2 separate regions of the Homo sapiens genome follow, and region 2 is linked to region 1. The links are chromatin contacts, found by Hi-C or POLR2A ChIA-PET in ENCODE. All regions are on one chromosome and are shown on one strand. The core of a region is the stretch at or near the end of the contact, and the rest is flanking DNA. Distances in the headings are between cores, read along the strand shown. Region 1 holds the start of TPRG1-AS1 (TPRG1 antisense RNA 1). Region 2 overlaps LPP (LIM domain containing preferred translocation partner in lipoma).

Region 1 (4,929 bases), core at 891-3,390:
TATACCTTAGCCATCAGTATTGAGATCAACAGCAGAGTTTGTATCCACAGAGAAATCTCTATGGCATAAGAGGGATCTAGCAAGCACAAAAATGGCATAACCCAAGGCTGGCTGGGTGTACTGAGACTGAAAGAGAAAGAAGTGACATCTAAATAGAGGAGATGGCATTGAAGCTGGGTTTTGAGGGATGTGAAAGATTTGAATGTGTGGCAGAGATAGGCCAAATAGAGGCCATCAAATTCTGATGAGTTTAAAAAATTTTTTAAGACATCTCAGCCAAGGCCCAAGTGGCAGGAAAGCAGGAGGCGTCCATGGAGCACCGCGACCAGCCAGAACCCATCTGATGTGGCTGCCATGGAAGGAGTGGTAAGACCAACGAGAGATGAGGCAGGAAGGGTGCTGATGCCAGGCTGGGCTTGGTTCTAATTTCCTAGAGAGCACCAGGAGCGAGCTTTCCTCCTCTTATCAGCATGGCTGCACAAATCTCCATTCTCCTCATCCTGGACTTTTGTTGAGACTGCTCAGACCCACATCTCGTGGGCTGCTGCTAGTCTTACCAGGCTGACTGTCTTCCCTCCAACAAGGAAGGGAGTCTCATTTGAGGAACTGCACAACCTCTTCTGGTTTCTGTACCGGTCACTTTCTCTCTCTAGCCACTGGAGAAGTGGGTTGGAGCATTAGGGGGAAGTGTCTGTTTGGCAACCTCACAGGGCTAGAAAACTTGAAGAGGGTGGATTTTAGGGGCTATCCCCTTGAAAACATTCAAACGTTTGAATCTTTCTGGTGAGACCACTTGTATTCCTATTTTCCAGGAGTACACACAAGGCCAGAGGCACTTTGGACCTCAGGGCTTTCAGAGGGGTGAAAGACAAGGCGGTCAGGGAAAGACTTTCTCATTTGGCCTCACTGTTTTGTGATGTATGTCAGGAAGGTGTTATTGTGGTGAACAATGGAGAAGAAGGGAATTTAAAAGCAGAGAAATGAGTGACTCACCCAAGGTCACATAGCAAGTAACAGAGCTGCAAGCGGCTTGAATGCAAATCCCCTGGACCCAGGCCATGTATTCATGAACCTACCTCAAAGCCTGCTCTCAGAAAGAAGTGGAAGAGGGAGAGGAGGAAGACAAGAAAGAAGAAAGAGGAGGGGGAGGAAAAAGAGGGAGAGAAGCAGAGGAGGGGAGAGACAGCAGAGCCCTTCACTGTAGGTGAAGGACCTGGAACCTTCTCCTTTCACCCCTACTCACCCCCACTCCCTTAACTCCTCCTGGACCCAAGAAAATGTGTCCAAGGCTGTGCGGTAGGGAACGGCTGCTGGGTAACTTCTTTGCTGAGGCGCAAGCATGGCCCTGCGGGGTTGCTGAGCCTTTCAAAGGTCACTTGTAAACTCTGATGTGGCGCAGGGGCTGGCCCGGAGGGGCTGGGGCCTGGGCCAGGACGAGAGGACGGGCCTGCCTTTGGTGCCTAGAAATCAAAGCAGTCAACCTTGGGCTTTTTCTTCCCCCTCACACTGAGGCACTTTTATTGGCGAGATGAAGGGAGGCAGAGCGGGCCTTACAGTCCTCGCTTTGCTTTTGGAGGTTAATGACCCAGTTAGCAGCTCTTGGCTGCGTTTCCGACATTTTGCAGACATCAAGCCCCGCGTCTCTGCCAAGTACATTCTGTTCCCTGGAGCACATCCAGTGCATCTCAGATTACTATGTAATGCGACAAAGAGGGAGAGGTGGCTGGGAGGGGCATCGGGGAGCGGGGCGGGGAGGGGAGAGGGCGGGACGCAGGAGCGTGCGGGGAGGAGAGGAGGATGCCACTCTAAATATAGCTGCCCTCCTGGAATGCATCTTTCAAGGTGCTTATTTACTGCACAAGAGTGATCCCAGAGTGAGGGTACGATTGGGCCCTGTCGTCCAGGAATCCTGGAGCGCCGAGAGCGAAGCCCAGAACCAGGGCGAGGACAGACAGTGGGGGTGGGGAGGAGGCTGCAGGAGGCTCCTGGCTGGGAAGGGCTGGGAAGGTGGAATTCGAAGGGGGCGGGGCTAGGAGGTGGTGGCCCCGCCCACAAGGCCGCCGCCCCGCTTTGCAGCTCGAGCCTGAGCTGCAGCCTGCGCGCTAATTATAGACGTGAATGGAAAGCGGCCGCTTCTGAATGATCGCGTTGCTCGAGCTGCCGTTGGAAGCTTAGAAGCAGGTGCTACCGTGCTAGATACAAAGCGATCTATTTAAAAGCCCTCTGTCACGCACGCACACTTACTGACGAATCCTCTGGCTCTCTCCTACCACCGCCCGGTGGCGGATTCCGGAATTGGTTCAAAAGGCCTTGATCCCGAACACCCAGGACAGAGACAGAGTACTTTTCCTACCTCTTTCGCCTGCATCCTTAGAAAACTCCCGTGGATGAGAAGATCCCCAGGCCTTTACAAGCTGTTGTTTTACAAAAGGAGAAACTGAGGCAGGAAGAGGCGGTGGATGTGCACCAGAGCACGTGGTGCGTCGGTGCAATAGCTGAGGTAAACTTCTGGTCTCCTGACAGCCTCTCCATTTGCCTTACCGGGTTGGAACCTGAAGCAAGTCTCACTTTAACGCCGTTAATTTCCAGGCATGGATCTTTAGCCAATGATGAGCATCCTCCTCCTTTCCTGGTTCAGCGCCTGCTCCCTCCAGTCCCCACCCCCACCCCACTCCCACACGGAAAACTTGCTAATGCTGGCTGATTCTCATTGCTGGGTTTACTAGTTCAGGCCTGGAAACTGGGTAACCTCAATAACTATGACCATTTCAGTATGTGTGAGTCAATCTAATGTGCCCTCCCTCAGCATAATCCTGTCACGAGGAACGACGCAGGGGGCAAAACCTAGACTTTTCTTTCCCATCAGCATCTTGGCTGCACCTAGTGCTCACAGCCAAGTGTGTTAATGCACATGATGGCCTAATCCAGTCCATACGAGCACAGTGAAAATTCTTATGCCCATTTTATGGAATCCCTGTAGAAATGGAGTCTTGGAGGGAGGAAGTGACTTGCTCACAGTCATCTGCTGATGAGTGGTCGACTTGAGAGCCAAAACCAAGTTCTCTACCCTCGATGTGGGCTATGTCCAGTATTCATGCTTTGGCCTGCAAGGGGGAGCAGCAATCCACTTAGTAATAAAGAGGGATAAACCTACGTTCCCTCAGACACCTGGAGTGTCCTGAGGATCTCCACTCTGACCATTGGCCTTTTCTGCCTGTGGGTCTGGGGCCACTCCCACGCTAATCCACAGTATTAAACTGGGCATGGAGAGCTGCTGTCTTCTCTAGAAACCGAAATCTCCAAGTCCAGTAACTACATTCAGCTTCCAATAACAAGGCCAATCCTACTTACCACCTGGACCCATCTATGTCTCCCCACCTTTGCTGACTGCTTTGGACTTAACTCTGCCTGTGTCTCTCTTGGCTATTCCTGTAACCTCAAGATCTCCACCAGGGCAGATGGATAAAGAGGCAGCATCCAGTAACATGCTGAAAAAAGAAGGGAGAGGGAATAGGTGTGGATGATAGAATATTTTAGTTGTTTTTTATTTACCTCTTGGAAGCAAAGACTGTATCTTAGTCTTTGTAAGTCCTCCTTCTTCCCAACATATACAAGGTCCAGCCAGCCCAATGCACCGAGCATAGCAGACAACCAGAAATGTTAAAGAGTCATAAAACTTTCACATGGCTGTGGAAAATTGTATATACCTAGGTTGGTCACAGTCATGTTTCTCTGATAACAAAGATAGGTAGTTTTACAATACTGACAAATTATTTAAGCTTTCTAAGTCTCAGTTTTCTCATCTGTAAAATGGGCATAATTGTACCTCAAAGAAGCAGTACTGGCAGTGCTGAGCCAGGAAAAAAGCAAAATGTTCGCATGTGAATGGTTGTATCTACAATCAGGCTACTTAATTTGGAATCTGAATTCAGCTATGAGTCTAGCACTATGACTAGTGTCAGCACTCAGTAGTTCTTCTCACACAGGGTTGTTCTAGGAATTAAGCTGGATAACATATATGAGCACTCTGTACAGTGATATAAGATTGCTCACATACTTTATTATTAATAAATAAAGTTGCCCAGGGTTACACAGCTAACATACAGTAGAACTGGGATTTAAATCCAGATATGCTCCTGTCTCTGTCCTAGGTCTCCAGTCTCAAGTGCATAATAGTCATCATTACTGAGCACTTATTCAATAATATGGTTTTGCATTAACTGTGTCTGCTTCTATTTGAGATGCAGAAATAATAGACATGCCTTTAGGTTGGAGATAAGTAGGTAAGGGCCTAGGACAGATACACAAGTAACTGTGTAATACCAGTCAGTGGATGATGAGCGCTCTGATTAGCACAATAAACCAAATGCCATGAGCACCAGGGAAGAACAAGCAGATACTCCCCAAGGTGGGGAGAAGGGTTCAGGATGGCTGCAGTGAGGGTAAAGGAGCATGAACAGATCCTGGAAGAATTGGTAGCATTTGGACAAGTGGAGGTAGAGGTGAGGGAAGTTCCTGATAAAGGGATCAGCAAGAGCAAAGACCCAAAAGCAGGAAAAGAAAGGGAGGATTTAGAGAACAGCAAGCTTGCCAGCATTCAGAGAACATAGTGCCGGCGGAGAATGAGCAGGGGCAGAATGAGAAAGCACACTGGGAGCTAAGCAAGGAGACCAGGTGTCCCAGGGAGCCAGGGCAAGCTCAGCAGGGCCAGGTGAGTCTCTCTGATGACATGGAGGGCAGATGTGCTACAGTCTCAGGATGATAATGAGTGGAGAAATTTTGCTCTGGGGCCAGTTATGAGGCAGCAGAAGCTAGGGTAGCTTCATAGCTCCTTTGTAGCACCTCCTAGATGTTGTATTTGTGTATTTACTTGTGTTTCATCTTTTACGTTGGCCTATAAACTCCATGAGAGATGGGAACAGGAGCCTT
Region 2 (4,929 bases), core at 1,136-3,635, 170 kb after region 1:
TGTGAATAGTGTGGAGACAGCATTTCTAATATCCAACTTTCCAGAGTTTGGCTGTGAAGGAAGGGATAAAGCAATAGCTACAGAGAGCTGTGGAGTCAATGGAGGGAAAATATGGGCCAAGCTGGGGCACAAATGGATGTTGACGAGAAGAATCCCATTGGGTAGGATAAAGAATGGATGATCCATGGAGCCAGGGCACTCAGAAGACAGGGGAAAAAGGGACCAGAGATACATGGAGACCAATTGGCAACTGATAATCTGATAGGCACTAAGGGACAGAAAGGATGGGCACAGATTTGAGAGCAGAAGCTGAAAGAGTTTCTTCTGGCAGCTTTCATTTTCACTATGAAGAATGAGGCCAGGGCATCCCTTGAGAAGGAAGGAGTGGGGAAGGGAGATAGAAGTCACAGTAGAGAATGTCTGAAACAGTTGAGAGCAGGGTGTAAGAATGTAGGCTGTGGGTGGGGTCAAGGCGCAGGTCAAGGCTGGTCACAACTTATAATGATATGATTATGCCCGGCTGTGTTTTGTTTTTTTTTTTCCCAGCAACATTCAGCTGTTCTGGCAAGCAAAAGACAAGTGGCTGGGTTCATCTGCATCAGAATATTGCTAGGAGGGTATAACAGGAGAGAGAGGCTAGGAACTGCATTCATGATCTATTTGACAGAGAAGGCATGACATGACAGGTATCTTCAGGGTAAATCTCTATAGTCACAGTTAGCATTTATTAAACATATCTTAGGAGGCAGATACTGTGCTAGGCAATTAAACCACATAAACTCATTTAATATTCCCATTAATTCAACATGATAAGTATTCCCTTTTATTAACCTCCTTTTATAGATGAAAAACCTTTGCTTTAGAGAACTAAAGAAACTTGATCCCTTTCACAATGTAGGAAGTAGCAGGATCTGGGTTCAAATTGATATCTCTCCAATTCAAAGGTTCTGTACATTGCTTTTCAGCTTCCAGGTACATGATGCCTGAGACAAGTGGCAAGGATGGTCCTGAAAGTGATGAGATACTGAGTTTTGATCTTTGGATTTGATATTTCCTGATGTGAATTTGCAACTGGAGATGAAGCCAAATTCCCTTTAGTTGAAAAAAGTATTAACTGGTATTACAACATTATTTCCATCCAAGGCAAATGAATAACTATGATACTCTTTCAAGAAGACAGGATATACTGTGGGCTTTGGTACAAGCATATCAGAAGATCCATGTAAAAAGATGTCCTTTTTCTGTGTTTCATGTGTGATATGGTTTGGCTGTGTCCCCACCCAAATCTCATCTTGAATTGTAGTTCCCATAATCCCCACGTGAAGTAGAAGGGACACAGTGGGAGGTAAGTGAATCAAGGGGGGTGATAGATTTTTTTTTTTTTTTTTTGAGACGGAGTCTTGCTCTGTCGCCCAGGCTGGAGTGCAGTGGCATGATCTCAGCTCACTGCAACGTCCGCCTCCCGGGTTCAAGTGATTCTCCTGCCTCAGCCTCCTGAGTAGCTGGGACTACAGGCACCCGCCACCATGTCCGGCTAATTTTTTTGTATTTTTTTTTTTTTAGTAGAGATGGGGTTTCACCGTGTTAGCCAGGATGATCTCGATCTCCTGACCTCGTGATCCACCCACCTCGGCCTCCCAAAGTGCTGGGATTACAGGTGTGAGCGACCGCACCGAGGCAGGGGGTGATAGTTTTATAAAGGGCTTTTCCTTTTTTGCTTGTCTCTCATTCTCTCTCCTGCCACCCTGTGAAGAGGTGCCTTCCACCATGATTGTAAGTTTCCTGACGCCTCCCCAGCCGTGTGGAACTGTGAGCCAATTAAACCTCTTTTCTTTATAATTGCCCAGTATCAGGTATTTCTTCCTCACAGTGTGAAAACGGATTAATACAAACTTCATGTTGGAAAGACCACTATAAGTCATTTTCTCCACTCCCAGTCCTTGACAAAAGTACTGTCCATAGCATCTCTGAAGAGTGGTCATCCAGTCTCTTTCCTTCCAGTCACAAAATGCTAGAGATCACTCATGTGTCCACCTTCCTTTTAATGTAGTACATATTGCTAAAGGTTAAGTCCTACTTATGGCACTAGCCACTGTTCCAAATATAATTTTATTTGACATTCACAAAACCCCTATAAATACTATTATAGCCGCTTTACACAATGAATAAACTGGAAACCCTCTTTATTTCTCCCGGTGAGTTCCTCCCAGTGAATACACATAACACCAGTCTAACTTCCCTTTCACTCAAAACTCTCAGTGCTGTCAGTCTGAATCCGGTAGTGCCTTTTGGCACCAGATTTGTGCTCTAAGTACAACTTGATGAGGAGATTGCTCAATCTCCTTTGAAAGTGTGATCCATTGCCTAATAGCTGAAAGTGTCTCCTCCATTACTGGAATCAGCTGCCCAGCACTGGGATTACTGGAAAGAACTGTTGTGATGGGAACATTTGATCACATATGTAAATTTTCTGGCATCTTCTGAAAGGGACAGTGGGCTGCATCTGATAAAGACATGGATCCAGAAACAATGTAATGAGAATGAGAATGGCGGGGTGGGATCCTGAGGGGGGATGTGTGGAACAATGGTCTTGAGGTCAGGAAGGTAGAGAAGAGGAACGTTTTCACTAGAAGGGAGAAACAAGGAGAGGAAGTGGACTTTTACTAACATTCCAGACTGAGTAGAAACCTGGGGAGCATGTCCAGCTGGCTGAAGAACCTGGTAGAGAACAGCAGCCCTGAGCTTGAATTCCTTCCCCAACTTCACAGATGATTCCTTTGGGAATGTCACCCTCTTTACCAAAGCCTAATTTCTCCCACTTGTGCTTATGAATTTGGATACAAACTGTGCCTCCTCCATTTCTGGAATCAGCTGTCCATTGATGGGAAGCCCTTAAAGGAATTCCATTTGCTGCTCCAATTCTGACCTCACAGACATCATTACAGAATCATTTTGGATACTCAAGAGATTGCAATGCTCCAAAAAAATTGTTGTTCTCAGAGCTCCTGGAAACACAAAGGTTTGATTTCAATGTTACTAAGAGTCCTTTAATCTGATTAACTGATTATTTGTATATAGTTTGGAAGAAGGGGAAGTTCTGATTTCTGTACCTCGTCGGAACTCTCCCTTCTTCCAAACTCTTTATAAAGTCCTATCCAGGCAGAAAACAAGAAGTGGCAGGAAGCTAACTGACGTATAGGTGTTCTAGTCTAAATGACAAGGTTTAGAGCCACACAGCCTTACATTCCAGTCATCCAACCAGCTCTATGTTCTTGGGCAACTCCCTTAAGCCCTCTGTGCCTTTATTTCCTCATATATATATATATTTAAATAAGAAAGAAGAAATCTGTTCGTTAGGCTCAAATTTAGGTTGGAAATGGATGAAGGAACTAGAAGTTAGCCAAAACAGAAGATTCAGATGGACTTGAGAATTTTCTTCAAATACTTAAAAGGCTGCCAAGTGGAAGATGTATTAGCTGTCTTCTCTATGGACCAATGAAAACATGTTGTAAGGAAATAGACTTCTTTCCAAAAAGTAACTTTTTAACCTTTAGAGATTTCAACACAAGGAAAAGCTGCCTTGAGAGCTAGTAAATTTCCCATCATTGGAATTACACTTATTTAAAAAAAATGGCATCCATTTTTTTTGCAAAATCCATTGCAAAATCACTTTGCAAACTCCATTGCAAAAAAAAAAAAGTCTTTTTGAAAAATGAATGAGCAGCCTTCTGTTTGTATCTTTTGTAAACTGCTCACGTGGTTACTTGGCACAAAATGAAAGCAGACCTCCATATTCCAAGACCGACCCATTGAAAGGGAACCAAACGGCACATGTGATGAGTTTGAAGGGTCCTTGCGTGTGCTATTCAGTGAGCTTCTGCCATCCTCAGATCTGTGTGTCAGCCTCGCACTGATGCACGTCCCTTCCTGATTTTCTACTGTCAATCGTACTAAATGAAATAATCCATGGTCCATAGCATCCACTTTACAATTCAGTTTTACTCACCTAAGGAATATGTCTGCAATACCCCTATCTCTCAAGCACACTATCATCAGGTACTTTTTCAGAAGGGGAGGTGGCAAATTACTCCAAACTGCAAGAATTTCTATAAGTGCACTAACATTCCTTAGTTTTTCAAGGACATCTTTTTTTTTTTCTTTTAAGTTGTCATTTGAATTCAAACTCTTTGGAAAACATGCATAATAATCTTAATGATCCCATTGACTAGTTTAAATTCAAATTGTGAAGCATTTGAAATACCATGCTGACAGCACTTTCCATAAATTACTCTCAAATTCAATACATTTCTACACACAAACACACACACTTTTATAAGTATCACACTCAAAAATCTTCAAATTACAGTTTCTCTTTGCTTGTCCCATTTATATTGTTATTTGGTGGATAAACTAGAGCTGTTGTGTCTGCTTACAAATTTCTGTATTATTTTTCAAAAAAATAATTTAGTGGCAGTCACAAAGTTTTATATCTCCTCAGGGTAAATAGAACTTTGTTGCAGGGTTCCTGGCTTTGGTGTGAGTGTGTGTTTGTTTGTATGTGCACATGGGGTGGTTGGTAAATCAAGCCTGATTTTCTCATTTACCTAACAATTCACTCTGTACACTGGCATTTTTAGGAAATTTCCCCACTTACCTCCCTATTTACTACGTACACTAGCAATTTTAGGAAATGCTGCAAGACTGAACCAAAAAGATCATTTCTGCTAGAAAGACTGTTTACCTAGAATCTTTATAATGAGATCCTATCTACAGCAGGGTTGGATTAATTACACCTCCAGAATGTAATGGTTAAAGGAAAGAAGTATCTTTTAGACCTATGAGAGAAAAGACCCTATTTTCACTTTATTCCTAGTATCTTTGAGAAGTAAAATTAGTTCACAAAGCTTGCCAGTAAAATTTCAGCAACCA

The links. Hi-C counts contacts between places; a loop is a spot of excess contacts on that map. ChIA-PET counts read pairs that join two places held with the same protein, here RNA polymerase II (POLR2A). Pooled maps may share reads with other maps.
Region 2: a loop to region 1 is called in a map of heart right ventricle, with 4 times the contacts of the local background. The contact joins the enhancer-like site here to the promoter of TPRG1-AS1 in region 1. A Hi-C loop is called at or near these places in 14 of 168 maps with a recorded cell type or tissue (CD14-positive monocyte, IMR-90, ascending aorta and 11 more) and 22 of 50 pooled maps. POLR2A ChIA-PET finds 5 or more read pairs at or near these places in 6 of 52 experiments (AG04449, H1, MCF 10A and 2 more).

What each region holds. Positions count from the first base shown.
Region 1 is chr3:188,944,850-188,949,778 of GRCh38, reverse strand. TPRG1-AS1 (TPRG1 antisense RNA 1) reads left to right here and starts at 2,140. Exons shown (of 2, transcript NR_046873.1): 1 at 2,140-2,500.
Region 2 is chr3:188,778,352-188,783,280 of GRCh38, reverse strand. All of the region lies in intron 9 of LPP (LIM domain containing preferred translocation partner in lipoma), which reads right to left. Among named protein-coding and RNA genes, the nearest start is that of MIR28, 92 kb to the right of the region's middle. Within about 2 kb of position 2,385, at least 11 of the 41 ENCODE cell types and tissues checked have a DNase peak (open chromatin) inside an H3K27ac peak, as active enhancers do; they include CD14-positive monocyte, ascending aorta, gastrocnemius medialis and 2 more, where a contact is called at or near this core.